7 separate regions of the Homo sapiens genome follow, and regions 1, 2, 3, 4, 5 and 7 are each linked to region 6. Evidence: chromatin loops called from intact Hi-C (ENCODE). Cell type or tissue: heart right ventricle. All regions are shown on one strand. Region 1 overlaps SMARCA2 (SWI/SNF related BAF chromatin remodeling complex subunit ATPase 2). Region 2 overlaps SMARCA2 (SWI/SNF related BAF chromatin remodeling complex subunit ATPase 2). Region 3 overlaps VLDLR (very low density lipoprotein receptor). Region 4 has its middle 18 kb from the start of KCNV2. Region 5 overlaps LOC101930053 (a long non-coding RNA gene). Region 6 overlaps PUM3 (pumilio RNA binding family member 3). Region 7 overlaps LOC107987043 (a long non-coding RNA gene).

Region 1 (4,000 bases), 710 kb after region 6:
GTACAAGCTGGAGTGCTTGAGATGAATAAACCTGTGGTCCTGTAACATATTCAGCAAGTAAACATATTGTTCTCTTTTAATTCCATTAGTGAGTAAGCGAAAGGAGCTTCTTGATTCCCAATTTTACCTTTCTCTTGTCACCCCGAGTCTTGTCATCAAGACACAAAAGAGAACGTATTTTCTTCTTTTTCTATTATCCATTAGGTCTTCTTCGAAATAATTGGAAACTTTTTCTTAATAGCTAATACGTATTTCTGAGTCCTTCTTATATGCCAGATTCTATGTTACACACCTTTAATTCTCAGAATACCCTATCAAGTAGGTTCTATGATTTTCCCTGAGAGGAAAGCAAAGCTATGAGAGGTGACACAAGGTCCCCAAGGTCACACAGCTAATTAGATGGAACCGGAATCTGAACCTCTTGGTTCATCAGATTTCAAGGCATGTACTCTTAATCACTATCCTAAATTCTCCATATAGAGAGCCATCAAAAGTCACAGTTATTTTTCTGATGCTCACCCGAACCCTGAGGCATAATGATGATGAGGCCACCCTGCCCTGTCTCTGCTTCCTAAACTGTACTCTTCCCCACCTCCACCTCTTAATGAATAATTACATTTCTTTATTAAGAAAATTAATGAAGATTTTCTTCATGTAGACTTTTTTTTTTTTTTTAAATCCTGACACTGACTGAAACATGTAGCCTTATTGATTAAAAAAACTAAACAAAACAAAAACTGGCCAGGCGCGGTGGCTCATTCCTGTAACCACAACACTTTGCAGGGCTGAGGCAGGAGGATCACTTAGGGGCAGGAGTTCAAGACCAGCCTAGGCAATTGAGTGACATCCTGTCTGTACAAAAAAATACAAAAATTAGCTGGGTGTGGCGGTGCGTACCCGTAGTCTCAGCTACTCAAAAGGCTGAGGCAGGAAGACTGCTTGAGCCGAGGAGTTTGAGGCTGCAGTAAGCCTGGGTGACAGAGTGAGACCCTGTCTCTTAAAAAAATAAAGTAAAAAAGCAGAAAACGTCAAAAACCAAATCTTGATTCAGATAGACATATTCCTAAAATATTATTTCTAAAATATAATACAAATTCCTAAAATATTATTTCTCTGATTTCTCTGTAATAGTTTGCTCCATTAAAAGATAATGTGAAATTATTGGGGCTCCTTAGTATCTGTAGGCCAAATTCAGTTTCCCATGGTTACTTTCGATGAGTGAGTTTGATTTCAGAGCTGAATCCTGATTTCAGAGGACATAACTCAAGACCAGAAATTCCAAGCATCAAAGTTTTAAAAATCAAAACAATTCCCTCTCACTCCTCAACCTTTATTATTTATTTTAGTATATTTCCGTCAGACCTCTGAGGACTATTCTATTAAATTTATTCTCCCGAATTATATAAAATGGGAAATGTTAAGTCCAATGGGCTGTTAAAGCAATCTAGTCACTGGATTTCAGAAAAAAATAAAAATTATACAAAGTTCTTAAAATTATTTTATTACTATCAAGTATTTTTCCAAACAATTCACAACTGTTACCACTCTTAATTAGTTCAGTACTTCCACCCTAAAGTATTGAAGGACTTGGAATTTGGCAAAACCCAAATCTATTTTCTAGGGCCTTAGCTCTCCCTTGTGTATAAAAACGGAAATGCAGCTTGCTAGAAAATTTTGCCCCAGTAAATCTGATGACCCAATTTTAAAAGTTAAAATGCCATTTGATAAAAGAAAAAAGGGTCCATGTTTACAAAGCTTCTCACATCTTACAGAAAAAGCAAGAAAAGATTTTAAATGACAAAACAAATGCAGCCAAATATTACAAACATGATGCACATTATGCTTTAGAAAAAGGATCCCCCCCCACAAAAAAATCTTGCCAGTGTAAAATAAAATATTTTAGGGGAAAAGTACATCTACGAGAATCACTAATGCTGTCAGGAGAAACAGAGCTGAGTGATTCAAGCCCCTGTCTGTGATTTCAGGCTGGATCATACTTAATGCAGCCCAGAGGAGGCATTAGCTTGCTTGCAAGATCTCTAGGCAGAGAAAAATCCACAGCCCACCTCTTTACACCTGTGAGGAAATATTTTATTTATCATTGTGTATTTCCATAGAATTTCAAATGTCTTGTTCTTTAACCTTTCTTCGTATTTTCCCCAGTTTTTTGTGACTAATTCACCATGGATTTGTCTGCCTTTTCCTGTGTAGAGTTTAGCAGTTTGGCTTCCTGTGATGAGAGGCCAACTCAGAGAGCTTATTGCAGCTTGGTATTACATAGCTTTTTAAAGACACTAAATTCTCTTGAGATGTATCACATTTTACCTTACTGATTAGCACCTAGTATTATAAATGTCATTTTTTTTTCCTTTTTTTTTTTTTTTGAGATGGAGTTTTGCTCTGTCGCCAGGCTGCAGTGCAGTGGTGTGATCTTGGCTCACTGCGGGCTCCACCTCCAGGTTCAAGTGATTCTCCTGCCTCAGCCTCCCGAGTAGCTGGGATTACAGGCACCCGCCACCACGCCCAGCTAATTTTTGCATTTTTAGTAGAGACGGGGTTTCGCCATGCTGGCCTCGACCTCCCAAAGTGCTGGGATTACAGGCGTGAGCCACCGCACCCGGCCTCATTTTGTTTTTTCTACTTTGTTAAACTTTGGGAAGAAGAAAACCCCAAAATTATTTTAGTAGTCAGCAGACATGATGATGGGAACCCCATTTAGGCACGTTCACCATGGGAAGCTCAGGCTGTCACCTGGTGACAGACTGGTCAAGGAAAAGGAGGGTGTTCTGTCTTTCTGCAAAGTTCCTCTTGAAATTCTATGGCTTCTAAAACTTGCTGTTATCTATCGCCCAATTTAAAGATCTAAAGAAATAAGTCTCATCACCATCATTTCCGTAGCGTTTACTGGGGCCCAACTGCACAGGACATCACAAAACAAAGCGGTGTCTTCCCTCATCGCCAGGAGCTTATTCAGTATACCAAAAGAAGTGTCTACACATTCAGACATAAGGACCCCATAGTAGATATATGATGCCGTAAGAAAGGTAACAAGAGACAACAGCAAATAGGAGAAACTTTTTAAAATTACAAGACATTGTGAGACAAAGGCATACTACTCTCCAGCTGGCTGGTAATTGCATATTATCCAGAGCACATAAGCTAGAATGCATTCCAATTATCTTCCAGTGCTGTGGGGCAAAAATCACTCACGTAGCAATTAAATAAATTCAGGGATATCACTAAATGTTTTAAGGAAAGGAAGGATTCTGAAGTTGGCAGAAAGAGCAAAGGAACAGGAAGAATAGTAAAACAGGCATTCCAGAAACCACCCTCCAGCCCGCTTTTTGGCTCTGCAATCACCCCAATTTTGCACAGCCCCTGGCTCAATAATGATGACTGCCTTACGGTGCTAGAAACAGCACAGCCAGTGTACACAGGGCTGACATTAAACCGGAAAACCGTGGCCCACTGGGCTTGTCAGAATTTAGGTAGATGGAATGCCTGCTCTTACATATAAAGAAGCAAATATATGTTTCCAAGAAATTATCAAGATGGGCCATTTCTTGTGCATGCGCAATTATACATATATATATGTGTGTGTATATATATATGTATGTATGTATGTATATGTATAATTGCGCATGCAAATATATATATATGTAATCTGTAATATAGCACTGTTATCACCTTGGGCACACACCATAGGAAAGTTACAAAACTGTAATGGATGGAATATTTGTTAACCATGTTAATATTCTCTTTCACACTTTCTAAAAGAACCATCCCTTGTTCGGGAGAGTTACTCATTGCCTTGAGCAGAATTAGGATAAAGTTGGTATGCAGAGACAAAAATGACAACATCTTTGACTTCCAAAATAGGGTAGTGAATTCCCTTCACCACCTTTACGATCAAGAGCCAAACCTAGCGGACTGGGATTCTCATCTATCGCCTTAACCACTCGGCCACGACAAGGCCGAGGACCGGGATTCTCAGAATGGC
Region 2 (4,000 bases), 720 kb after region 6:
AGATCTTTAAGAAAGTTTCCTTTTATTCAATAGGGCTTGTGCTTTGAACTAAACAATCAGCAATAAAAAAAAAAGGGGGACCCAAGGTATCAGTACAGAATAGCTACCCACAGTTGGACATGTGGAAGAGACATAAATGGTTTCACTGGTCCATTGGCCATGAATATACTAACTTTTCAATACCTCATGGGCACTGTCTGAGGAATGCTCTTCAATTCTTTACATTTTAAGCTTTGTGCTCTTATGAATATATTATACCACAGACAGAGAGAGCTCAGAGGTAATCGCATCCCAACTGATCTAGTTGTAAGTGAAATGGATTCCTTTCAGAGCCTTCAAAATGCCTACTTCCCCACCTTCTCTCTTTTTAATAATCCAGTTCACTTGTAAATAAACTAAGGGCCACACACTTGGCTTTAATCTATAACTAAACAATACGATGGATTTTTAAAAAATAAACTGCCACTATATATCCACAGACATTATGTATAAACACTAGCGAGATGTGTCATTTCCACAATGAAATGGACCATCAATCATTGTTATTTACCTTTTCCTTCTTCCTTTGGTTCTACCATACTGAAATTGGGATTCAATATTATGTTTTCTTAAAAGCTAAAACTGATAAAATGTAAATGAAATATCTACGCAAACCCAAATATGACCTCTAGAACCTATTTTAAAATTAGTGGTCAAAGCTCTTTATACTTCTTCCACATTTTTGGAAGTCATTACATTTCCAGAATCTGGTAGGCTTGGGAGACAGGTGAAGTCCCATTGGTTGATAAATGTGGCCACCTTGCTCTGTCATGTGCTATAATTAGCTCACGATGCTTAATCCTGTCTTCTAATGTTTTGGTATGAGAAATGGATCCACCAAACCTTCATAACTGGCACACAGAGGTTGCCTTCTTTACAGCAGTTCTAAAGAGGGGCTTCGTGAGGCAACCTCCTAATAGTTATTAGAGAGCTAATAAGAAAAAAAAAAATTTTGTTAATGTCCTATACTGAGATGACAAAATACTGCCATTTCAATCTTTGGTTTTACTGCTACTATTATCTACAGCAAAAAAATAGTCTTTGAGGTATGTTTAATCAATACATTTCTATGGACATTATTCTTGCTAATATATTTGTCCACAATTGAGAAAATAAATCTTTTCTGATAGAAAAGTAAATTATGCACTTGTTTCTTTTTTCTTTTAGGAAAGGTAGATTCGATTACATAAGATAAGCTTAAAGTCTTAATAACTGCATCTCTCCCTAGAGATTTCTACCCACAAAATACCAATATAATTAATTCAACATTATGGCAAAAGTCAAACTTACTATTTAGTTACTTTGTGAATAATTGGTCTTGAGATCTGATTATAAACCTTATGCTTACAAGTACAATTAGTTTTAAAAGTGCTTTTTCCCTTTGTAGAGAACATAGCATCTAAAAGCTTAATGTTTGTATGTTAGCAAAATGTCTCAGATACTTATCTTGAGCTGCCAAAGATCTTTTTGGTAAAATTCCTAAGTAATTGGTATAAAAGATACTTTTTCTGAAGTTACATTTTTAGAAAGAGAAAGCAAGACATGCTTTTTTTAAAAGACGTTATTTTAAATAAACTATCTGCTTATCATGTGTAAACCAGTGTCTATGATACAAAATCAAATAATAAGTTTGCATTAATTTTATAGAGAACTCACTCTTTTCTAATAATGGATAAAGAGTTTAAATATTTAAAATCCAAAGATTTATTCTAGCTCACATTCCATTCTTGTTTCTCACCAAACTTTTTAATCTGTAGCTGGCAGAGATTCAAATTTTATTTCCTGCCCCCAAGTGGAGGTGCTAAGGAATAGTGAATTGGCCAAAGGCGGCCGGTGGATTAGAAGAAACTAAACCAAACCTAAAATCTGTCTAATCCTCAAAATAGAAGCCAGCCTTTAAGAAACCAGCAGAAAATTCACAAAATCAAAGTGCCTACAAAAAGTGTTCCCTAGCCAGCCTCACCTGTGTTACAACCCTGTTCTTTGAGTGGTAAAATAGTCCCAAATTAAAAGAAGGCTGTGCCTTCCAAGATATTCAGATTGTTTCTGAGGTTTTCAATTTCTACAAATAGCCCAAAAGTAAGGCAGGAAAGTACACTCACCCCCTTACTTCAGGGCTGCTGAAAGAATTCTCCATTTCTGGGCCTAATCTAATTTGTATAATGGCAAGCAGCTTGTCCTCTCCAGTGTCTTGAGAGTATCTGCGGCTTTAGCAGTGCTGAATTATTGCCTAACAGTGATCAGCTGAGGGTCTCTTGCTTGGGTGTTCCCCAGTAATCTGCCTTTTAATTAGTTCTTCAAGGACAGAGGGGATGTCTATTTCTGATGGGTATCTTTAACCTCCCTAAATAGAGAATATTGTAATCTTTGATTATGCTGACCAGTGTGAGTTAAGAAATCTAGAATTTATGAATGCCCTACATTGACCATGCTGTTAAGTCTTTCTTACTACCATTCCTCTCTGAAATAGCTTTACTTGGGAAGGGTGGTTCATTTCGGGGACGGAGGGAGAAAGGGAAGTGCATATTCCAGTTTAGTAGTTATTCCCACAGCTACCTGAATTTTCCTGAGAAAGAAAATTTTATTGTGGATCATTATATACAATCAATGTTCCCAGAAAAAAGCCACACACACAAAACCCCAAAATAACATAAGCCTCTCCAAACAGGTGGAGTTCCATTCTGTCTAGGCTAAAAAGGTGGAGATTGCAAACCCTGTGGATCATATTTGGCCCACAGTTGTGTTTTGTTTGGCATGCAGTGTTATATAATAACTTAAAAAGTTGGATTTAGTTGCAGTGTTTTAAAATCTAGAGATCACATATAAACACCTAGACTTCAAGCTCCCCTTGAAAATTTGTCATTTCTGGCGACATAGGTCTCACATTTCTACCTTGCAGCTCTGTCCCCCCATAGACAAAGCATCTCCAGTACACCTACCTCTGCCCACTTGCTTCACACATGCAAATTACTCATGTAAGATCTGATGGCACTCAAATTTGGGACCTCTAACTTTAGGGTTCTGCAGCATTCAACCACCAAAGTTGTGGTTTATATTTACTCTCTCTGTAATCAGTCTTTGATGAAGATGAAAATGATTGAAGATACTGGAGGGAAATCCAACTGATTTTGATCCTTAAATGAAGGCTACACCTTTATGCACACCTTGAAGGTTCCCATTCATTTAAGCGGGCTCTCGTCAACAATCTGAAAAGGCACACCTGTGTGTTGTTTTAGCTGTTGTCCACCTATCTCCCTAAGGAGCATGTTGCTTTGATCCTGTAAGGGCACTGTTGTAAGTTCCAATGCCTATAGGAGCCAGGTAGGCTTCCTGAATGACACTGGCCTGGGATTAGAAACGAACTGGGAACAGGAGGGCGTCTATGGTAAGCTGTAGACCGCGAGGCCTGTCCAGAGAGTGCAGCTGCTACTCAGCCCTGGCCAACTGTTTCCACACAAAGATGTGGGCCTGGTACTGCCCGATCTCATTTTTCAAGAGAAGCCAGAAATCAGGATTCTTTTTTATGTTGGCAATGAATGGGAAATTTTAAAAAACGCTGCGTGGGCCAAACAAAATATGTCTGCAGGCTAACTCCAGCCAGTTTGCAGCCTCTGAACTGAAGGAAAGGCATAGGCTTTACGTATGAAGTTCTGCCAGGCACGCAGGCTGCAGACATTCTGCTTAACAGAAAAAGGGGCAGAGGTATAAAGCATTTGTGTTCATGATTTTCTGTAACATTACCATAAAAAGGTCAAATTCTTCTTCTCGTCGAGCAATCATTTGGTTCAGAGTCTCATCGTCCGGTACTTCATCTTCTTCCTGGGGTTAAAAACAGAGTGATTTTAACCAGTGGACAGCTGGGGCAAGGTACAAACAAGTAAGTGATCTGTCCTCCAGACCAGAGGGGTCCCATTTCTCAAGGCAGAAAGAAAAGGGAAGGGGTTGCTGGATTTAGTCCTTG
Region 3 (4,000 bases), 190 kb after region 6:
TTCTATGTTACTTAGTGGCAATTTACAGAACCCCCTTAGTGAAATGTTTCTAGAAAGGTCTGTTTATTTCTGCTGGACTTTCAGACAACTTGCACACTTAGATGCAATGTGGTTACCCAAATCCTCACAATTCAGGCTGTCGTTTAGGTTTGATCATCCAGAGCTAGCCCAGCAAAGCTTTCAGTCAAAAATTAAAAAATCACTTGCGTAGAAACTGGGTGGACAAAAGGGTTCAGATACAGCTTTTGGTACACACATCAAATCAGGAATGTTAATTCATTAATGTCAGCCAGCAATCAGTCATACGAGAGTCAGACAGGAGGACCTGTCATATAGATAAGGACATCCCAGGGTCACTCACCTGGGGCAAAACTGATATCTTAAATTAGAATTCTAATTCTTTGTTGCAGAAGGCTCATAAACCTTGAGATTTGAGTACTAATTCAGGTATGAGAAAGCTCCTGACCTACACAGATACCATTCCAAAGTCTGTGATGGAAAACAGACTACAAACCCAGACAGTGGGTCCACAGCTATGGAGGCAGGCTCTCGCAAGTCAGAGTTAAACAGGAACTTCCTCTTGGTTCCATCTAGGGTAGCTACTGAAATAGTCTTAGAAGCCGCATCAGTCCAGTAGATGGTCTTGTACACCCAATCAACAGCAATGGCTGCAGGATTATAGACATTGTCGATCATTTTAACATGTCTACCAACCTTGTCATCAATTGAGGCACTGAAACAGAATAGGTCACAAGAAATTTAAGAGTTTGACACAATTAGAGCTTGGAGAATGGACTTTTTGCTTACAAAATGGTCAATGACTTTGTTCAGAAAGAAATCCAGTTAACACCACAGCTCACCACTCAAATTATTTAACCATGCTGCTTACTGATCCTAAATTAATAATGCTGTAGATTATCTAGTTGCTGGTATGTATTCTATATACAAGAACAACAAATTTCTAAGTGAAGCTATTTGTTTCAGTATCCATCATCTGAGTTTCTATAGTTCCCATTAAGAAAAGGCTGTACTACCATTTCTATTTGTAGCAACAATGAACAGTTCTCAATTAACTGTAGAGAAAAGGGAGAAAATATAAAAAATATGAAAGATGTCATCTTTTACTTCATAGACAATTGTTAGTTTCTAATTAGGAAGTGATAACAGTTTAATAAAGAATTAGCATTAGATTTAATGTCCCCAGGTAATTCGATGCTAGATGGGGCTAGACACAAAAGAAACTCCTCCAAACTATCCCACAGATCACTTCCCAAGTGACAATGACTTATGTCAAGACACCACAAAAGGAACTGAAAGTTACCTGAAGATAGCCTTTTGGCTTAGATCGGCCCAGAATAGTTTCTGGGCAGCAATGTCAGCATCGAGAGCCACAGTGTTTCTTAGCTGTTCAACTAGTTGGATATATTCTTTCCTCTCTAAGCCAATCTTCCTGATGTCTCTTCGATTAGTGAAGATCAGACTTGGCTCTTTGCCTGCAAGATGGAAGTCTGGGTTACTTAGTTTTGCTTTAAGAAGGCAAGGTCTTTCTAAACCACCTCCTCCCAGCAGAGGAGCACTTAGAAAATAAAGGTATTGTGGAATACCTCAGTAGTATCTGTTCTGGAGTTCCTGCCCCTGGGACCTGCAAGTGCTTCCTACAGTTTAGGAAGGCAGTCGTGGGGTTACAGCCTTCAAGAACAGGGTGAGTGATGAATAAGTCACTTGTTTGAGTTGGACTCAAGTTTTGGAAACAGAGCATGCAAACCTGGTAGGTATTCATGGTATCATATGCAAAAGGAATGATCAAGGTACATATCTAGGGGAGAGATCTGCTATTTGACCTATACTGCTGTATTATGAGGTTAGCAGCATTGTTCTCAAGTACAATTTCATGTTTAGTTTGACTATTGTAGTCACTGGCTGTACCTTTTAGAGGCACTTACTCATAAAGGTACAACAGCCATACCAGTCCAAGTTCATTTACCTACTGCCTTGCACACGCCAGTAGCAAGATCCATTTGATAGCCACGACTACATTCACACTTGTAACCGCCTTTTAAGTTGATACAAATTTGACTGCAGATTCCTGGATTTTGGCATTCATCAATATCTGGGAGGGAAATCAGAATTAGTCTTGCTGCTCCTATACCTTACTAGGTACATACTATCCTTTCCCATCACCTGCAGGGTCCAGGTTTTCTTCTTAGACTCACCTCCACAGGTTTTCCTATCTATCAGTTCAAACCCAGCTGCACAGTCACACTCGTAGCCTATAACTAGGTCTTTGCAGATATGAGAACATCCACCATTATTTACCAAGCATTCGTTTATATCTGGAATAAAAATGTAGTAGTCACTTGACAACTTATTTTCAATTAATATCTTTCACATTTAAAACCCAGGCTATTTGTGATAACTTATCTAGTTGGCCTGGTCAAACCCACGATTTGTCTAAGACCTAATCATTTATTTTATAGGTATATATTTCAGGGTGGATTATCTAACTCCTCGGCAAGTTACCAGCTGGTCAAGCATTTAGTCAAGTTTCTCTATTGATGATCAGTTATCTTTAAGGAGGTTAAACTATAAACTAGTTTGGGCCGGGCGCGGTGGCTCATGCCTGTAATCCCAGCACTTTGGAAGGCCGAGGCGGGTGGATCACGAGGTCAGGAGTTCGAGACCAGCCTGGCCAACATGGTGAAACCCTGTCTCTACTAAAAATACAAAAAAAAAAAAAAAAATTAGCCGGGCGTGGTGGTGGGCGCCTATAGTCCCAGCTACTCAGGAGGCTGAGGCAGAAGAACTGCTTGAACCCGGGAGGCAGAGGTTGCAGTGAGCCGAGATTGCATCATTGCACTCCAGCCTGGGCAACAAGAGTGGAACTCCATCTCAAAAAAAAAAAAAAAAAAAAAACAACAAAAACAAAAACTATAAACTAGTTTGTCCTACCTGGGCTTTTAAGTCATAAAGTTTCACTCTGAAGTCTACAATTGAACTTCAGTACATTCAAAAGTTTAACTAGCCATCACGGGGGGTCCACACAGTGTTAGCTATACTGGATTGTGTCAAACTTCCAGGATCTGTACTTGAACAACAAGTACACTTACGACACTCTTTCAGGGGCTCATCACTCCAGTCCCTGCAGTCCTGCTCCTGGTTACATACTTTGCTGATATCTATGCATTCTCCACTTCTGCACTTGAATTTTCCAGGGCCCAAGCACTGATTGACTACAAAGAGAAACAAAGAAGAGAGATTCCATGAGTGGGTCTGGTCAGAGCAATCCATTGCTTAACCAACAAGAAGAAACCCTTACCATTTTTGCAGTTGACTTCATCGGAACCATCGACACAGTCTCGGATACCATTACACTGCCTGCTGCCATGGATGCAGCTGCCATCCTCACATTCAAATTGGTCAGGTCGGCAAGTTCGAGAGGCTACAAAGGGAGGAAACACCATGGAATGAAGCCAGCAAATTGTCCCAGTTGATACAGGGAAGAGAACTGAACATGCCATGCTAGAAAGCTACTTACGACAGTTGACCTCATCACTGCCATCCTTGCAGTCAGGGTCCCCATCACATCGCCACTTCTTATGGATGCACTCGCCAGAGCCGCACTGGATTTCGCTGGCTGGACACTTGGTGTGTATGACTGGCTGACGGCCACACTGCTCCAGGGACTCATCAGATTGGTCGGAGCAGTCTGCATCATCGTCGCATACCCAGCTGATGGGGATGCAGGAGGAGGTGCTGCACTGGAACTCATGGGCGCCACAGGTTGGCGGGGCACAGTCCAGCTCATCACTGCCATCGCTGCAGTCATCCTGGCCATTGCATACAAAGTTCCTGGAGATGCAGCGGCCACTGGAGCAGGTGAACTCGTCGGGACTACATGTTATATTGCCTATTAAGAGAGAGGATGCCCCACTGAAAATGCATCAAGATTGGTCCGTTCAAGATTCTTGTCCCAAAATCTAATACATTGATCTTTATTCAT
Region 4 (4,000 bases), 100 kb after region 6:
TTGGCTTCCTCTTCTGTCAAGTGGAGATAATAATAGTCCCTACCTCCCTGGGCTGTCATAAGGACTGGAGATGGCGCATAGTAATGATGACAGTGATGGTAGTGATGATTAGAATAAATTTGGACATTTACCATGTGCCAGACATGGTACTAAAATGTATACATTAGCTTGCTTGAAGTGCTCAGAAAGAATGCTTGGCACGTAGTGGGCATTGGATCCATTTTAAGCAGCATTATTATCAAGTACTATGTAGAAGAGTGAGAAAATTACTTTGGGGGGCATGAATATTCAAGACATATAAATGTTTCAGGTTACCTCTCTGTTATGATGGAAACTTGATGCAAAAAGAGGCATTTATCAAGGTGGATTAGAAACGATTGCAGAATCTCAGTGACTTTACCCAACAGAGGTGTATTTCTCACTTACATGACATGTGCAACAGGGGTCAGCCTGGGGTTCTGTTCATCAAGGTACTCTGCCTTTGGCTGATGGATGCTCCATCTTGACATGTGTTTCCACAGTTACAAAAACATAGAAAAGGAAGACTGGAGGAGAGAAGTAGCAATTAAATGCTTCTACTCAGAAGTAATATCTTTTGCTCTTATTTTTTTGGCCAAAACAAGCCATTTGTCACACATAACTTGAATGTGGTGGAGAAATGCAATTAGAATGCACATATTTCAGGAAAATTAATAAAATACTTGTGAACAGCCTAATGGCTGGGGAGCCTGATGACCACCACAGAAGAGCACACTGTGGATGGTGGACATTCTGTTGATAAAATATGAATAATAAGAGCTACCATGATCCGGGCACCCATTATGTAATAGATATTGTGCCAGGTACTTTGCCTTTATGTATCAGTTAACCCTCCCAATAAGGAAATCTTAATCTCCACGTTATAAGGTGGAAACTGAGGCTTGAAGAGGCTCACTTGGCCAGGCATGGTGGCTCATGCATGTAATCCTCTTGCTTTGGGAGGCTGAGGTGGGCGGATCACTTGAGCCCGGAAGTTGGAGACCAGCCTGAGCAACATGCAGAACCCTGTCTCAAAAAAAAAAAAAAAAAATTTAAAGTACAAAAATTAGCCAGGTGTGGTGGTGGGTACCCGTCGTCCCAGCTACTAGGGAGGCTGAGGTGGATGATCACCTGAGCCTGGGAGGTTGAGGCTGAGGTGAGCCATGATTGCGCCACTGCACTCCAGCCTGGGTGCCAGAGTGAGACCCTGTCTCAAAAAAAAAAAAAAAGAAAAAAAAAAGAAGGAGGCAGAGAGGCTTACTTAACAAAACATACTAGGTATTAAGGATAACTGAGCGTAGTCTGCACAGGTTTTCTGAATTTACAGGGAAATCCTTCAAAAAGAACAGTGCACTAGGAGACTATAGAGACTGATTTCTAGTTCTTTTTTCTGGTTTTTAACACTCAAGCACATGCTAGGATGACAAACAGGTCTTGAGTGTCAACTCTGAGAGATTTGCGTTGGTTGCTAGAGAACTGCAACAAGAAGGCCTTCCAACGGGAACGAGTAATGTGATTGATTAACAATATCTGCTGTGGACATAGGGAGTGGGTGGCAGCATGGGAAACAGATCCATCTCTGGGCATTTCTCTTAACTTCTCTCGGTCTCAGTTATACCACCTGCCAAACGAGGTAAATAAACCTTACCTGAATCAAGGTAAGAGCCTGGTTGAGATGATTTCTTGATGTCCTCAGAGGGCACCAAAACTTCTGTTTCTAGGTGCATATATTTGAACAGATTTTATGCACGCGATTCCATCATATATTCACAAAAATCCATTTGCATATTGGGATGAGGTTGTGTAAGGGAACTCAACAGATTTAGTCACAGAAAACTTCTCCTAAAGATGGTGGAGCTGGCAGCCTTTGACAGGAGAGATGAATCATTTATTGGCACTGAGGTATGCCGATTATCATTTCCTATCAATCATCTGTGAGTTGGATATGGCTTTTTTTTTTTTTTTTTTTTTTTTTTTTTTAAAGACCAAGTCTCACTCTGTCACCCAGGCTGGAGTGCAGTGGTGCGATGTCGGCTCATTGCAACCTCTGCCTCCCAGGTTCAAGAGATGCTCCTGCCTCACCCTCCTGAGTAGCTGGGATTACAGGCATGCGTCACCATGCCCGGCTAATTTTTTTGTATTTTTAATAGAGACGGGGTTTCACCATGTTGGCCAGGCTGGTCTCCAACTCCTGACCTCAAGTGATCTTCCTATATTGGTCTCTCAAAGTGCTGGGATTACAGGCATGAGCCACTGTGCCCGCAGACATACCTCTTTGTTGATAAATCTGAAGACTGTCTTTCTCAGTCTGGGGTGGTGACTGTCAGACAAACATGCCTCATCTATTTGGTGGCGAGTTGGGGAATATGCACAATATATTTTTCTTAAACAATACAAGATGTATTAAGGTTCCAGCAGGAAATAGATGGCACACTCAAGCAGTTTAATTGAAGAGATTTTAATAAAGATTCCATTTACACACACAGGTATGATCTGGATGAAGAGAACCAACAAGGCTCGGTAGGATATTCGAGAGTTGGCAACAGTGGGAGGCCATTACTACTCATAGGCCTGAGGGAACAACAGGAGGGAAAGGTGTTTCTAGGACCTGTAAATGCTGTGGTTAAACAAGGCTACTCAACTGAGCCACGGCTGTAGGAACTCAACTACTGCTTAGACTGGACAGTGGATAGAGAGAGGGTGAGGAGTACACACCCAGAACATTCTCTCCAAGACCCCTTGGTCATGCTGCAGGGCAGAAAAGGGTAAATAATGGCTGTGGGAGGACAGAGGGAGAAGGCCCAGCACACCAGAATAGACATAGAAGGTAGAATACAAAATTCACATGAGTTTTAAAAGCATCACATCAGAGGAAACCAGGGAGGGAAAGGAAAGCTGGAGTGTAGGGACCACATTCCCCTCGACTTGGGGAACCAGGACATCAGCCTGGGAGGAGGGAACTGGGAGCTCAACAAAATGCAAACTATTTTCTTGAACCTGGAATCTTTGGCAAACTATTTTCTTGAACCTGGAATCTTTGGAGGCAGGTGATAACTAATGCTTTCCCCTTAAATTTGAGAAACGTTTCTTGTGAACATGTCCACTTATTTTTTGAAGCTAAGGTGAAACAGGGGAAGTGTTTTTGGCCCAGTCTGGGTTAGAAGATTAAGAAGATAATGTGTATGGCCTTGGGTAGGCACAAGTGAGGGAGCCCCAAAGCCCCTCGGGATGAAGGTTGGGACCCATTTGAATAATGGAGATGGTCTTTTCAGAGCTCTTTTTTGTTGTTGCTTATACTTTGGAAGATTTTCTTTTCTTTTCTCTTTAACAAAGGAGGCCATCCCAGTCCACCAATCAGATCAACGCTATCTATTTACAATGCTGCACCTGTTGGCCTAGAAACCCATTCCAGCGGCTGGGCCAGAACAGGGGTACTGTCATGTTTTCTTGCTCTTTTCTTGGTTCTACTCCTTCACAAAAAGCCAAGCACTCCTCCTGAGATCCCACCATGAGGGCAGAAGAAGAGGCTACATTGCACTGTACATCTGCATTGTCTAATTTGGTAGCCTCCAGCCACACATGGACATTTGAATCTAAAATAAAATTAATTAAAATTAAGTAATAAAAAATTTAGTTCCAGACTTATGTTAGCTGCATTTCATGTGCCCCCTAGCCACACATGGCTGATGGCTACTGCATCAGACAGTGCATAATAAAATTTCCATCATTACAGAAAGTTCTATTGGACAGACTCATCTAGATCCTTGTGCATACCACTGGTTGGGCTAGGGGGCTGGCAACAGGATTCAAAAGCTGTCTTCACCCACAGAATCCTGTCTTCGATGACAGGTGACTCTGTCTGGACTTGTATAGTTTTCCTATGCAGCTAGCAAAATAGTGATGATGATGGTGATAATAGTGATCTAAATTTATTGAGCACTAAATATGTGTCAAATAGTACATTAAGAGATCTATCATATCA
Region 5 (4,000 bases), 370 kb after region 6:
GGAGATAGACCCACAGTAGGAGCTGAAATAGGCCTGTAAGTAAAAGGCAGTTGACATGTACATGTAATAGAAGCTCAAATACTTTTTGGCTAAATGAAGAAAGAGAATAATCAGGGAGAAGTCTGGGACCAGAACTGTATGTTATACCAATTCTAAAAGGTTAGGGGAATAGGAAAATTCCGTCTAAAAAGAAGCAATCAGAGAAGGAAAACAGGCAAAGGTAGTGTGTCCTGGAAACCGTGGCTCTGAAATAATCAAATCTGCCAGACTCTTAACTGAATTTCTACCAAATAGACCTCTGAATTCTTCACTGAGTCCAAATAGAAGACTCGGAGTGCTTATCCATAAGCTGTGGGCATCATAGCTTCTAATCCAGGCTATTCCCTGGGTAACTTGTGTTATTAAGTGAGGATAACAGTGCTTGCCAATTTTACTTGGGCAAGATGAGAAGCAATGAATAAGGAAGATTTTAGAATATTTGGCAAAAGAGAAATATGTCACAGCAGGAATCTTAACTGATAAACTAGAGATAAGCACATTTATTCTCACAGTTTTAATTTATGGACTATCCTATATGGCTTACATGAATAAAAGGAATGTATTACCTCTGTTAGTGACAGCGCTGCCTTACTGCATAAGAGAAAGCAAAGGTCTGTGTTTGACATTTATGAGAAGAAACATGGTCAAAAGGAAAGAGCATAGTTCTTTTTCTTTCTTTCTTCACTTATTTATACCTCCTTTAGTAATAATTATTAATTTTTAGTATGTATATATATGTATGCTAAAATCGTATACATTCATGACGTATAACATGATGTTTTGAAATATGTGTAAACTGTGGAATGGGTAAATTAAGCTAATTAACATATGCATTGTCTCACCTACCTTTTTGTATGTGGTAATAACATTTAGCATCTACTCTCAGCCATTTTCAAGTATACAATAAATTGTTAATAGCAATAGTCACCATGTTATTCAATAGATTTCTTGAGCGTATTCCTCCTGTCTAACTAAAATTTTATAACCTTTGATCAATATCTCCTCACTCACCCTTCCCTCAGCCCCCAGTGCCTACCATTCTACTCTTTGCTCTTAGGGGTTTCAATTTTTTAGATTCCACACATAGGTGAGATGGTGCCTTGTCTTTCTGTGCCTGGTTTATTTCACTTAATATAATGTCCTCGAGTTTTGTGCATGTTGTTACAAATGACAAAATTTCCTTTTATCTTAAGGCTGAATAGTATTATGTTGTGTATATAGAACATGTTTTCTTTATCAGTTCATCCACTGATGGACACTTAGGTTGGTTCCATTTCTTGGCTACTATGAATAAAGCTGCAATGAACACTGGGATGCAGATATGGGGAAAAGGTATAGATTTAATATTCAAACAGACCTCATTTTTAATCTCAGCTCTGCTTCACATTAGCCTTGTGATTTTAAACATGTTTTACAGTGAGTTTCAGTTTCTTTATGTTTAAAATGGGTATCATAATAATAATTCCTGGCTTAGAATTATGAGAATTTTTATGATTATGTGGACAAAGTTTCTCCCACGATGCCCACACAGGATGGGAATTTCATAAGTATTTGTTCCCTTCCTCAATCTCTCCCCTTCCCCTGCCCCTGCTTTTTTTAAAAAAACAGAAACAAAAACAAAAAAACATTGCTCTAACCTAGGGGAAAAAGTGAGAAAGTAAACTGAAATACTTTTTTAGGACAGAAAAGCTGGCATGGCATGAATTGGTTTTATAGAGAAACACTTAAAGGATTTAACCCCCCCAAAACTCCATGCTCCTGCTCATTACTGAAAGCACCAAAATCCCTGGGAATTATAAATCCAAAGCCATTTGGCTCAGAATTTTACATGTTAAAAAAAAATTCATTTGCATTTATTTTGCTTCTTACAAAATCGTCACTTCCCATAGCTGTCATAAAATATCTACTTGCTTATATTTTGTGTGAGATTTCATGCTTAGGTGGTGTCTTGGTGTTTCTGTGACCCAAGCAAGGAGTTCCTGTGACTGTGTCACACTGCTTCTTCTTGACACAGCTGGAAATATGATCGCCTCAAGGCCTATCACAAAGGACTGGCCCTTTGCTACGGGTCAGCAATAGCAAGGAGTGTTGCCAAGACACAACACAAAATAAGACCTTTAGGTCTCCCTCTGGGTTTCTGGAACAGCTGTCTCTAGCTCAGCTGTTGAAGTTTCAGCTCCTTCATTGAAATCCAAACACATCTGTACCCCAGACAGGAAAATGCCTAATGAGTTGTTTTCCTCCATGCTGGCTCGTCTTGTGGTTTTTGTGCAGCCTTTAAAGACAGTGTGAGTGCTGAGGACCTCAACAGGTCCTGCCCAAGGATGGAGGCGCCACCCGGTGATGGGTCACTAATGTAGAAAAGTGTCATGACACCCGGATGTTCACAACCCTCAGGCTGTTCACAGCTTGCCATGGCTTTGAAACATCATGTGCAGCTCAGACAAATTCAGGCCTCACTTAAGTGTTATCCTTATGCGGGCAACCTGCATGCCTTCTCTTTCATCTTTTTAATGATTATTTGGCAGAATCCTTTTTTATTCATTTAATTTCAGAGCACAACAGGGATATTTATCCCTTTATTTATATGTCAGTTACCTGTAATTAAATGTCAGTTTTTAGTACTGTGACTTGCTGTTTTAGGAAATACTATTTCAAACCAAAATGTACTCTTTCTTTTTTTTTTTTTTTTTTAATGGGTGATTGTAGTGTCAAGCCAAACTTAACTCATGTTCTAGGTAGAAGAGGTAAAAACAAAAAGTTTTCCCTCCTTCACTATTAGATTATCTCTGCAGGTTCCTTTTCCAGACAGGAAAAACCCTTTCAGGGTAATGGAGACCCATGTTATGGGTTCGTGGAATAGAAGGTTCTTCCCTTCCTGGGAATGCTTCCTAGCAGTGCAGACTCCACGGTGGGCACTTCCACCATGACCTACAATCTTGAGGCTTCTCTTAGAACTTCGTGCTTCAGAATCACTGCAGCAGCGCCGGTTCTCCTGTACTCCTTCCTTCCTTGCCTCCTTCTTTCTTTATTTATGCTAACCAAATGCCATAGTTAACCAAGTCCTGTTCCTTGAGGATTAATTCAGATGTGTTTAGCCATTTATTTTAATATCTAATTCCATATTCTAAATAGAATACTACCTCTACGCACTTCTATTATGGTAAATAACGATTTCTCCCTTAAGTCCCGTTTTCCTCCCTTTATCCTTCCAGTTTATTACATCACAATTTTCAGGATTTGCATTATTCCAACAATGGAAATATTTTCTGCTGAGCCAAGGAGCATACTATCATTACAATTCCTTTCTTGTTCAATTATCCTTTTTCCTAGAGCTGATAGTTTACTCATTTAAAAAAATGACTTAGTTTTCTCTGTACGTGTTACTGTCTTTGCTTCCCCTAACATCCAGCAATATTCAAGACACTGTTTTCATCACAGTATCAGTGTCGCATTTAATTTTTTTATGATAACTCTATAAGGTAGGTAACTATAATCTGTATTTCACAGATGGGAAGCATGAAGCACAGAGAAATTAATTGGCTCACATAAGATGGTAAGTGGCAGAGCCAGGACTCGAACCCAGGCAGTCTGACTCCTGCACTCATGTTCCCAAGCACAAGACATACAGTATCTCAATGTATAACTACCTATATTAGCAGCTGTACCACCTAATCCAATTAGTTGAATTTTTTTTTTAATGGAGCTCTTCCTCCATATGTCTCTGGACTCTTGTATCTGTGTTGCTTGTTTTCTAAACCTGTGTACGGTTATCATATTAAGACTTATTTTCATTATTGTCCAGGGAATTTCTTTCATCTTCCTCCTGTGTTGATTCCTTATTTTCTGGATATTGTTTTGTCTTTCTTGCATTAGGTGAAGCTCATCCTTTAGAAGACTTCTTGAGAAAATGTGCATGGGTCAAGATTTCTTAAATCTTAAATGTCAGAAAACATTTGTA
Region 6 (4,000 bases):
ACTTAGGAGGACATAGGATGTCTACATATTCTCCAAACATCTTGTCTAAAATGTTTATTAATTGCTGTGGTAGTTTAACGTATGCCTGGATTCTTTAGTACCCCTCCTTCTGGGAAGTGGAGCTTAATTTTCCTCTGACTTTGGGCTGGACTTGGTGGTTTGGATCTAATAAAGATGGAAAGGTTAAAGTGGCAACTTCACAGTGGAGAAACCTGGAAAACACTACTTTGACCAAGTGAACACGGTTAACATAAACAGTAATAAGTCATGTTAATGTCATGTACCTCTTGATAGAGTACTACCAGAAGAAAGCTTGACCTCTGGTAGTCTTCCAAAAAATGTGTAGCCTTAGCCTAATCATGAGAAAACATCAGGCAAACCCCAAATGAGGAATATTCTACAAAATACAAAGGAGACTTGATGGCCAGATTCAGTGTATCCTGGTACAGAAAGAGGATATTAGTGGAAAAACTGGTAAACTCCAACTCAACTCTGTAGCTTAGTTAACTGTATGTTAACATTAGGGGAAGCTGGGGAAAGGGTATATGTGAACTGTGTATCTTTTCAACTCTTTTGTAAAGCTAAAATTATTTCAATATAAAAATTAGAACAAACATACAGAGAAAACATGTAAATGAATGGATTCTTAGAAAACTACAGGTGTAGAAGAGCTGAGAGATGCAGGTATGGTTATGATGGCCATAGCCAAGTAATAATGTGACCCTTCAGTTCTAAATGCCCTGAGGAAGCTGAGTAATTCAGGGACTGTCCATTTTTCAAAATCATTAGAAAAGTCTAGATTAGAACAGCACTTTCCAGAGTACTCCTTGGAAGTCTGCTGTTCCCTTATGATGTTCCAGGAAAAAGTGGTTCAACTGGAGTTGGAAAATCCTGCATCCTTTAGCCTTTGCTTGAGAATTGATTGTATATATTAGCAAATTAAAGAATCTGAAAAGCCTTTTCTTACGGGCTGATTCTTGTCATTTAACTTACTGTTTCCCAAATATATTTTATCCCAGAACCCTTCTTTTCTCTTATGGTAATATCCTGAGAAATTAGTTCTTGAATGGGCAATTCTAATCTAGAAATATCTGGTGTTGTCTAGGGATCCCTAACATCTGTTGTTTACAGCCAGCTTTCAAATGAGTTGATCGTCCAACTTTGGAAAGTGGAGAAATGAGCCAAATGGCTTTTTCTCTTGATCTGTTCTGCTGCTTTCAGGGACCTTGGGTAGGTGAGGGGTTATAACTTGTTTATCCTGTGCACCATGGTGTCTCAGTAGCCTATAAAGCGCCTATTAGACAGATTCCTTTCAATGAAATATTAACTATTTCAACATCTTATTTTGGAGTTCACTGCCAATTGCTTGGCTGCGTCTAAAACAATCACAGATTAAACACTGGATGCTAATCTTTGTTTTAGCTGTGTTGGATTGCATAGGAATCTTTCAGATAATCCTTTATTTTCTTATATTAAATGCATGTAGTGGTACATGCAGCCTATTGTTTGTTCCTGGCTTTTTAGGCTCCAAGAAATCAAGCGATAATTTTGTCAGTTATTCATCCCCTAGTCTTCCCAGGTTACAAAATGCAAACTCTGATGCTTATTATACTTAGTGTCAATAGTGGTCTATTTTTAGCCAGTACTATTGTGGAAGTGAAGTGATGCCTCCAGAGATATCAAACACTGGCCAGGGTGTGTGTTGTTCTTAGTTTTTTTATTGATACCTTGTTCATTTTCAGTTTTAAAATTTGAGTCAGTGATTGCAAAATTGCTGGATTTAAGTACTTGTCCATTCTATATCTGGCTGATTTGTATTGTATTTGTAGACTGAAGGACTAAATGTGGCAATGACTATGAAACAGCTCTTATTTGATGAAGAGAACTGCAGTGATTGTTTTTGGTTTTGGTTTTGGTTTTCCAGAGTTGCTACGATGGAAGTTAAAGGGAAAAAGCAATTCACAGGAAAGAGTACAAAGACAGCACAAGAAAAAAACAGATTTCATAAAAATAGTGGTAAGATATGCTTCCCATGTGGGTGTTTGGCTGTTATAATTGGGGGATGGGAGGGCATGTAGTAAATTTCAATCTGTATTCATTGGCTAGGATTAGGATTAAAATAGTAGGAAGAAGTATGTGTTATTGTGTATGAGTTAACATGTTGCTCATGACATTTAGACACTTAAGAAATTGCAAGAATGATTGAGGAATGCCTTATTCATGAAAGACTCCTTATCTCAGTTGTTGCTGCTGTTGCCTCATTTTATTCACACTAGTTCACCATACATTTTATTTTAACATTTGATAAATTAGGACTGTTTAATACATACTGCTCATAAGCCAAATACGTTTAGGTTCAGAATTTATAATGGTGATGTCTTTATTATTCCATCAGGTGTCAGTATTGTAAAACAGAAAAGTCAAGGGACTATACAAATGATTAATGTTTCCTTAATGTTAGCCATTACTGTTTGCATCTCATTTGTTAGGTACTAATTTGTAAGCCTTCTTGATCAAAAGTTTTTGATAAATAATTTTAATATAGGCTTTAAAATTTTCTTAAAACTAGAAAATTTTAAAATTAACATTTTAGATGTCCTTATGATATACTTTCCAAATTTCAAGAATGTTCAAGAAGTCATTTCTTAAGACTTCTTTTGTTATTGAACTCTTGAAAATTCTGTGTAGACCATCATTAAAGCAGAATACAAAGGTATATAAATAATAGCTCTGCTATATGCTTAAAACTAGAGAAACATACCAAACTGACACCAGTGTTTATCTTTAGTGGTAGAATCATGGGTAGCTTTTATTTTACATTTCTCTACTCTCTAGGTGGTTTTATAATCAAGGAAAGAATTTTTTATTTTTGTTTTGATTGTTTAAATCCAGTTCTACTCAAAAGGCTATATGTTGCATATTTGAGAGTAAGACATGGTATTGGGATTAAAAAGTATAATTTTCTGTAATGGATATAATCCAATAGATAAAAGAGATTTGGGCCCAGAATCATTGAACTTATAATTATTATTGTCACTAGATTCTGGTTCTTCAAAGACATTTCCAACAAGGAAAGTTGCTAAAGAAGGTGGACCTAAAGTCACATCTAGGAACTTTGAGAAAAGTATCACAAAACTTGGGAAAAAGGGTGTAAAGCAGTTCAAGAATAAGCAGCAAGGGGACAAATCACCAAAGAACAAATTCCAGCCGGCAAATAAATTCAACAAGAAGAGAAAATTCCAGCCAGATGGTAGAAGCGATGGTAAGTACTGGTTCGTTCATGCCTGAACTAGTGCCTGAACGATTGTGCACAGGGACTCTGGAGGTGCGTTAGAAACCTCACATTCTTATTCCTTGGCAGGTAACATTTTGGGACAGGTAGGTGGCTTAAATAAACAACAAAGCATCTTTCATGCTCACAATTTTCCTCTGGTGCTTAGAGTTTCTTATTTCTTAGCCCTTTTCTGAATTACCTTAGCCATGGAGTTAAGTTAAATTATAATGGCTTTATACAGTGGAACCTCAATAAAACATTTCTTTTTATAAGCTAAAATTTATTCGTTCATCGAACGAGTATTTGAGTTTTCTATGCATTGTACCAGGAGATAGGGCAAAACACACACACACACACGCACACACACAAAAATAATCAGTAAGGATACAGGCCCCAACTAATCATAGAATCTGGCTTTAAAGAATCAGTCTGTCCCCAGCTAAGTGTCAGCCTTGGTTAAGGATGCTTTGGTGAGCAAGAAACATAGAGACCCTGCCTTCACAGAGCTTAGGCCAGTCTAATACAATAAATCCCTCTGATGGCGCAGATCCATAGTAGTTCCAGAGAAGGTGTTGTGCACACATGACAGATTTGATTTTAATTGATTCAGGACAAGTTGCTCACTGATTGGAAGTATTGGCAGGTCTCGTGCTTGTCTGTTGAAACAAACTGCCCATCTCTGTCAACGATGTTCAGTGGGTCATTTCTAACCCAGAACTTTGCTCT
Region 7 (4,000 bases), 610 kb after region 6:
ATATCCTCAGAGCTGCCTCGGCAGAGATTTGAATGAGGACAAGCATGAATCAGGAAGACAGAGTCCCCAGGAGCTCTAGAATTGAGAAGTCAGAGGACTTTCCTAGTCCAGCCTCACCCAATCTAGCCATTGTGACCTACCTCAAATGAGTAACTACTAGAGTCATGGATATGACTTAGTATCTCCAGTGATGGGGCCTGAGTTGAGAATTCACAGCTGCCATTCTTGTGTTTCTGTCAGGGGTTTATGTTGCTCTTCTTACAGTGGGGACAGAAGCAGAATCTCTAGCTTGAGCTTCAGAATGAAGACTTTTAATTGCTCAAAGCATTATTGTGTGCCAGTAGCTGCTCAGTGTTATTCTAAGTGTGGTCCGTGTGTCAGCAGCAGCAATATCATCTGGGTACTTGATAGAAAGCCAAATCCTTGGGCCCCACTCCAGACCTACTGAATCAGAATCTCTGGGGGCGGGGTCTAAGAAACTGTTTTAGCAAGGCCTTCAGAGGGTTCTAAGACATTTTAAAATTTGAGAAGCCCTGATCTTATTAGCCCAAATCTCTCATCTTATAGATGACAAAACTACATCCCAAAAAGATCAATGGCTCATTCATGATCCTAGAGTGAGTAGTGATAGAGTCAGGTGGAGTGGGTAGCTGTTAATTTTACCTATTCAGTATTCGCAGCCCTTTCTTTTGGTAATAGTACCCAGATTTTGCTTGGGGTATCCTCCTTCCTCCTCCTTCTGTTCATGTGGTTTGGATGGGACTAACTGATGCTTCCAGATTCAAGGGTGAGGACATGACTCAATCTGGCCAGAGTAATTTATCCAAACTCTGACCCCAGCCTGGTCACAGACACATGGATTAGGGATGGACACATGACTACGCCAGGCCAATGAAACTGGGTTATGGGAATTTTACTGGAATCTTGAGAGAGGAGCTTTCTTTTCACTGAGACTGATAGCTATAAGCATGACATTTAAATGGCCTGTGTATCATGAAGCCCACCAAAAGAGAAGTCCCATCAGGAAGGCACTTCTGGCCTTGTTTGCCCTGCTCTGAGCTCCAAAACCTTGTTTTGAACTGTCAGCTCAACCTCAGTCAGTCCACTACATACTTAAACAACACCCAGGGGGAGACAGTGGAATGTGAGCCTCTCACTGTGTTTGGGAGTTATATGGAGTTTACTAAACATAAAGATATTCATTGAGCACTAAAAGCCAAACTCTGGGCTCTGGTAGGAATATTTCAATCCTTCTTAAATAGTAATAATTTCTAACAAATGTGGCCAAAGAGATAGTTCTGGTCCAGATTCCCCAACTAAGCAAAAGCGTGGATAACAGATATTGTGGAATTCCCTTAAACATGCTTTAGAAAGAAAGCAGTAGTTCAAAGCTTTTCTGTTAATCATTCTATGTTCAATATTAGCTAAATTACAAGAGTACTTCCAAATATCAAAATATCCTCACTTTGAAATAAAAGTCTTCAGTACTACAGCCTCCCTAATCAATAAATGGCCTGAGCTCTAGCAAGCTATCTCCCACCCTTGCTGTAAGGCTGTAAGAACACATTCATTGAGCATGATATGCCAGGTACTATGCTGAAACTTTGGTAGGTGTCATCTCGTAATCCTAGAAACAGCCCTTTGAGGGATCAATTAGCTAGTATCCTATGAGCATTCACTGTATACCAGACATTTTTAAGCACTCAACAGTGTGCTTAAACAACTAACTCATTTTATTATTTCACTTTATTACAGGGGTTACATAATTAGCAGAAGGGAGGAGCTTCAAATCCTGGCACTCTAACACAGAGATTGTTCACTTAAGACTACACAGTACTACTTATGAAAAAAAACTGGCAGAAGGTAAGACAAATGATCAACTTCCTTTTGGTGCCCTCTCCAGGTTAGTGAACCAAATAGGTTCTAGGTTAGAATCATCACCATAAAAGTAGGGGCTAACATCAGTGACGTCTAAAATTTCTTTTGGATCTATTCTACAACACTACGGATTTTTGGACATGATTTTTTTTTGCTACCTCTAAAGCAGTGAGACCCTCTGGAATTTCTGTGTAAGAGAGTTTTAGAAGTGGCAACCTGTTTGTTAGATAAAATTAGGAAACTTGAAACTACAGTTACATGGCCAGCATGCTGTATTTGGCTTATATGCTTATTCAGAGCAGATTTTAGAGGCTGGGGGTTAACAGAAATTGCTATAATGCCTCTCCCAGAAGCTACCCCTTGGTGTCTCCAGATATGAGTCATTGTTTCAGAGGTGTGGGAAAAGAAGAAACTCCTGCTTTCGGCAAACCTGTATTGGGTTTGGTCTGATATTGAAGAATTTTGCCCTTCCTAAATTGTGGAGGTCATCTCACCCTCCAGCTAAGCCAAGCAGAGGGTGACAATGAATCCATACATGACAAAGAAAGTACTCATGCTTCAGGCCTCTATCTAAGTCATTTAGCTAAATGCTTTTCCACTGGAATAAGATTTTGGACTTTATTTTAATCAGCAGGTTTTTCCTTTGAGAGGAGTTTCAAATCTCCCTCTTAGGAAGGTCATGCTTCCTTTGCCTTGCTAGGCCTCGGGATAGAAAATAGGATTCTCTGGAAAAAGCTATCACTTAGTAAATAATTGATTGGCGATTGCTTTGGATTTGATTCGCTAAGCTGAGAACCTTCGACACAAACTGTGGAGGGTTCAAGAATGAATGCAAAGTATGTGTGGTTTTTACAATTTGGTGGTCTAAGCAAGGTAGAGGATGTCTAGCAGGGCAACAGTGTTCCTTAACCTTGTTTTCTTTGGTTTAATGTTCACAAGTCATAGAATATACAAATAGAACAGTCACTAAATGCTTTTTTCCTTTGAACAAATAGTTTCAGTTCCTACAGATACCACCATTGTACTCCAGTGGCTTAAAATAGCACTGTGGTCACAATGTCAGTCCCTAGTAGACCTTCCAGTTTTTCTAGCTAGCATTTCCCTAATACCTGTGATAATGCGTCTCCCATAAGCTAACAAATTAGTTCAGGTGGAGGAATGGGGCAGGGAGACAGCTGGCTTCATGCGAAAAAGAAAATGCTTTCTAGTCCTATCCGGATGCAACAATATAGAGGAAATTACAAAGGGGTGTCTAGTTCCTGTGTGGGGCAGGAGGAACACACTTAGAAAATGTAGGAACTGTCAAAGCAAGGACTCTCTCTTAGCTGGGTGAGGTGGCTTATGCCTGTAATCCCAGCATTTGGGAGGCCAAGGCAGGGGGATTGCTTGAGCCTAGGAGTTTGAGACCAGCCTACACAACATGGAAAAACCCTGTTTCCACTAAAAATACAAAATTTAGCTGGGCATGTTGGTGCATGCCTGTAGTCCCAGCTACTCAGGAAGCTGAGGCAGGGGGATTGCTTAAGCTTAGGAGGTCAAGGCTGCAGTGAGCCGGGATTGTGCCACTGCACTCCAGCCTGGGTGACAGAGCAAGACCCTGTCTCAAAGCAAACAAACAAACCCTCCCTATCTTCAGATATGTGCCCAGTGCTGGGAATGGAAAAATGATAAGACTCAGTGCTGTTCTAATAGAGTAAATAATACTTCATAAGGTTAAAGAGGAAGTGGGTGATGCTAAGAAACTAGAGATGTAAACTACTGTTTCCCAAAAGATTAATGGTGAAGAGAAAGGTAGCTCCAGGTGAGTGCAATGTTGAGTGAAGAATTAATTTATAGTGTGTGTCTGAGGGTAAGGGTGCTTGAGCATATTAGTAAATGATAGAGCCATGTTGAGGATGAGGAGAAACCGACAGTGTCTTTCAAGGTACTTCTCCCATAGTATCAGTACATGTGTTTGCACGTTGATTTATTGGTTTATCCCATTCTCCTTACTATGCACTAGGCCAGTGCTAGACTCTGGAACAAAATGATGTCCCCTGACAACACACACAAAAAATTCACTCTCCACTCTTTCTTCTTCCCTGAACTCCTTCCCCAGAAACCACTTCCAGGTGTGCTTCTG

The links. Peaks named below come from ENCODE experiments on the same cell type or tissue, not always from the same donor. Only the 100,000 strongest peaks of a DNase experiment are listed, where the experiment ranks them.
Region 1: it touches region 6 in a loop (5-fold over the local background); 54 of 110 quality-filtered maps call a loop at or near these places.
Region 2: it touches region 6 in a loop (7-fold over the local background); 55 of 110 quality-filtered maps call a loop at or near these places.
Region 3: it touches region 6 in a loop (3-fold over the local background); 6 of 110 quality-filtered maps call a loop at or near these places.
Region 4: a loop joins it to region 6, with 2.7 times the contacts of the local background. A loop is called at or near these places in 3 of 110 quality-filtered maps.
Region 5: a loop joins it to region 6, with 3 times the contacts of the local background. A loop is called at or near these places in 5 of 110 quality-filtered maps.
Region 7: a loop joins it to region 6, with 2.5 times the contacts of the local background. A loop is called at or near these places in 19 of 110 quality-filtered maps.

Annotation. Positions count from the first base shown.
Region 1 is chr9:2,130,322-2,134,321 of GRCh38, reverse strand. The region is part of intron 27 of SMARCA2 (SWI/SNF related BAF chromatin remodeling complex subunit ATPase 2); the gene reads right to left. Among named protein-coding and RNA genes, the nearest start is that of SMARCA2, 120 kb to the right of the region's middle. In heart right ventricle, a CTCF peak has its summit at 1,636; no DNase peak of the experiment used is centred here; H3K27ac peaks cover 761 bases.
Region 2 is chr9:2,119,316-2,123,315 of GRCh38, reverse strand. It overlaps SMARCA2 (SWI/SNF related BAF chromatin remodeling complex subunit ATPase 2), which reads right to left. Exons shown (of 34, transcript NM_003070.5): 26 at 3,781-3,858. Among named protein-coding and RNA genes, the nearest start is that of SMARCA2, 110 kb to the right of the region's middle. In heart right ventricle, a CTCF peak has its summit at 1,849 (motif pointing left); no DNase peak of the experiment used is centred here.
Region 3 is chr9:2,643,067-2,647,066 of GRCh38, reverse strand. It overlaps VLDLR (very low density lipoprotein receptor), which reads right to left. Exons shown (of 19, transcript NM_003383.5): 5 at 3,536-3,907; 6 at 3,317-3,439; 7 at 3,108-3,230; 8 at 2,214-2,333; 9 at 1,985-2,110; 10 at 1,322-1,493; 11 at 515-733. Among named protein-coding and RNA genes, the nearest start is that of VLDLR-AS1, 23 kb to the right of the region's middle. RefSeq lists silencers at 1,234-1,293, 1,304-1,353. In heart right ventricle, no CTCF peak of the experiment used is centred here; no DNase peak of the experiment used is centred here.
Region 4 is chr9:2,733,341-2,737,340 of GRCh38, reverse strand. No RefSeq gene overlaps it. Among named protein-coding and RNA genes, the nearest start is that of KCNV2, 18 kb to the right of the region's middle. In heart right ventricle, no CTCF peak of the experiment used is centred here; no DNase peak of the experiment used is centred here.
Region 5 is chr9:2,468,163-2,472,162 of GRCh38, reverse strand. All of the region lies in intron 2 of LOC101930053 (a long non-coding RNA gene), which reads left to right. Among named protein-coding and RNA genes, the nearest start is that of VLDLR, 150 kb to the left of the region's middle. In heart right ventricle, a CTCF peak has its summit at 2,374 (motif pointing left); a DNase peak (open chromatin) is centred at 2,302; H3K27ac peaks cover 812 bases.
Region 6 is chr9:2,836,442-2,840,441 of GRCh38, reverse strand. PUM3 (pumilio RNA binding family member 3) reads left to right here. Exons shown (of 18, transcript NM_014878.5): 2 at 1,925-2,016; 3 at 3,041-3,262. The coding sequence starts at 1,935. Among named protein-coding and RNA genes, the nearest start is that of PUM3, 5.7 kb to the left of the region's middle. In heart right ventricle, a CTCF peak has its summit at 2,393; no DNase peak of the experiment used is centred here; H3K4me3 peaks cover 1,481 bases; H3K27ac peaks cover 2,497 bases.
Region 7 is chr9:2,228,444-2,232,443 of GRCh38, reverse strand. It overlaps LOC107987043 (a long non-coding RNA gene), which reads left to right. Exons shown (of 5, transcript XR_007061395.1): 2 at 1,756-1,863. It also overlaps the pseudogene RN7SL592P. Among named protein-coding and RNA genes, the nearest start is that of SMARCA2, 220 kb to the right of the region's middle. In heart right ventricle, a CTCF peak has its summit at 1,890 (motif pointing left); no DNase peak of the experiment used is centred here; H3K27ac peaks cover 1,126 bases.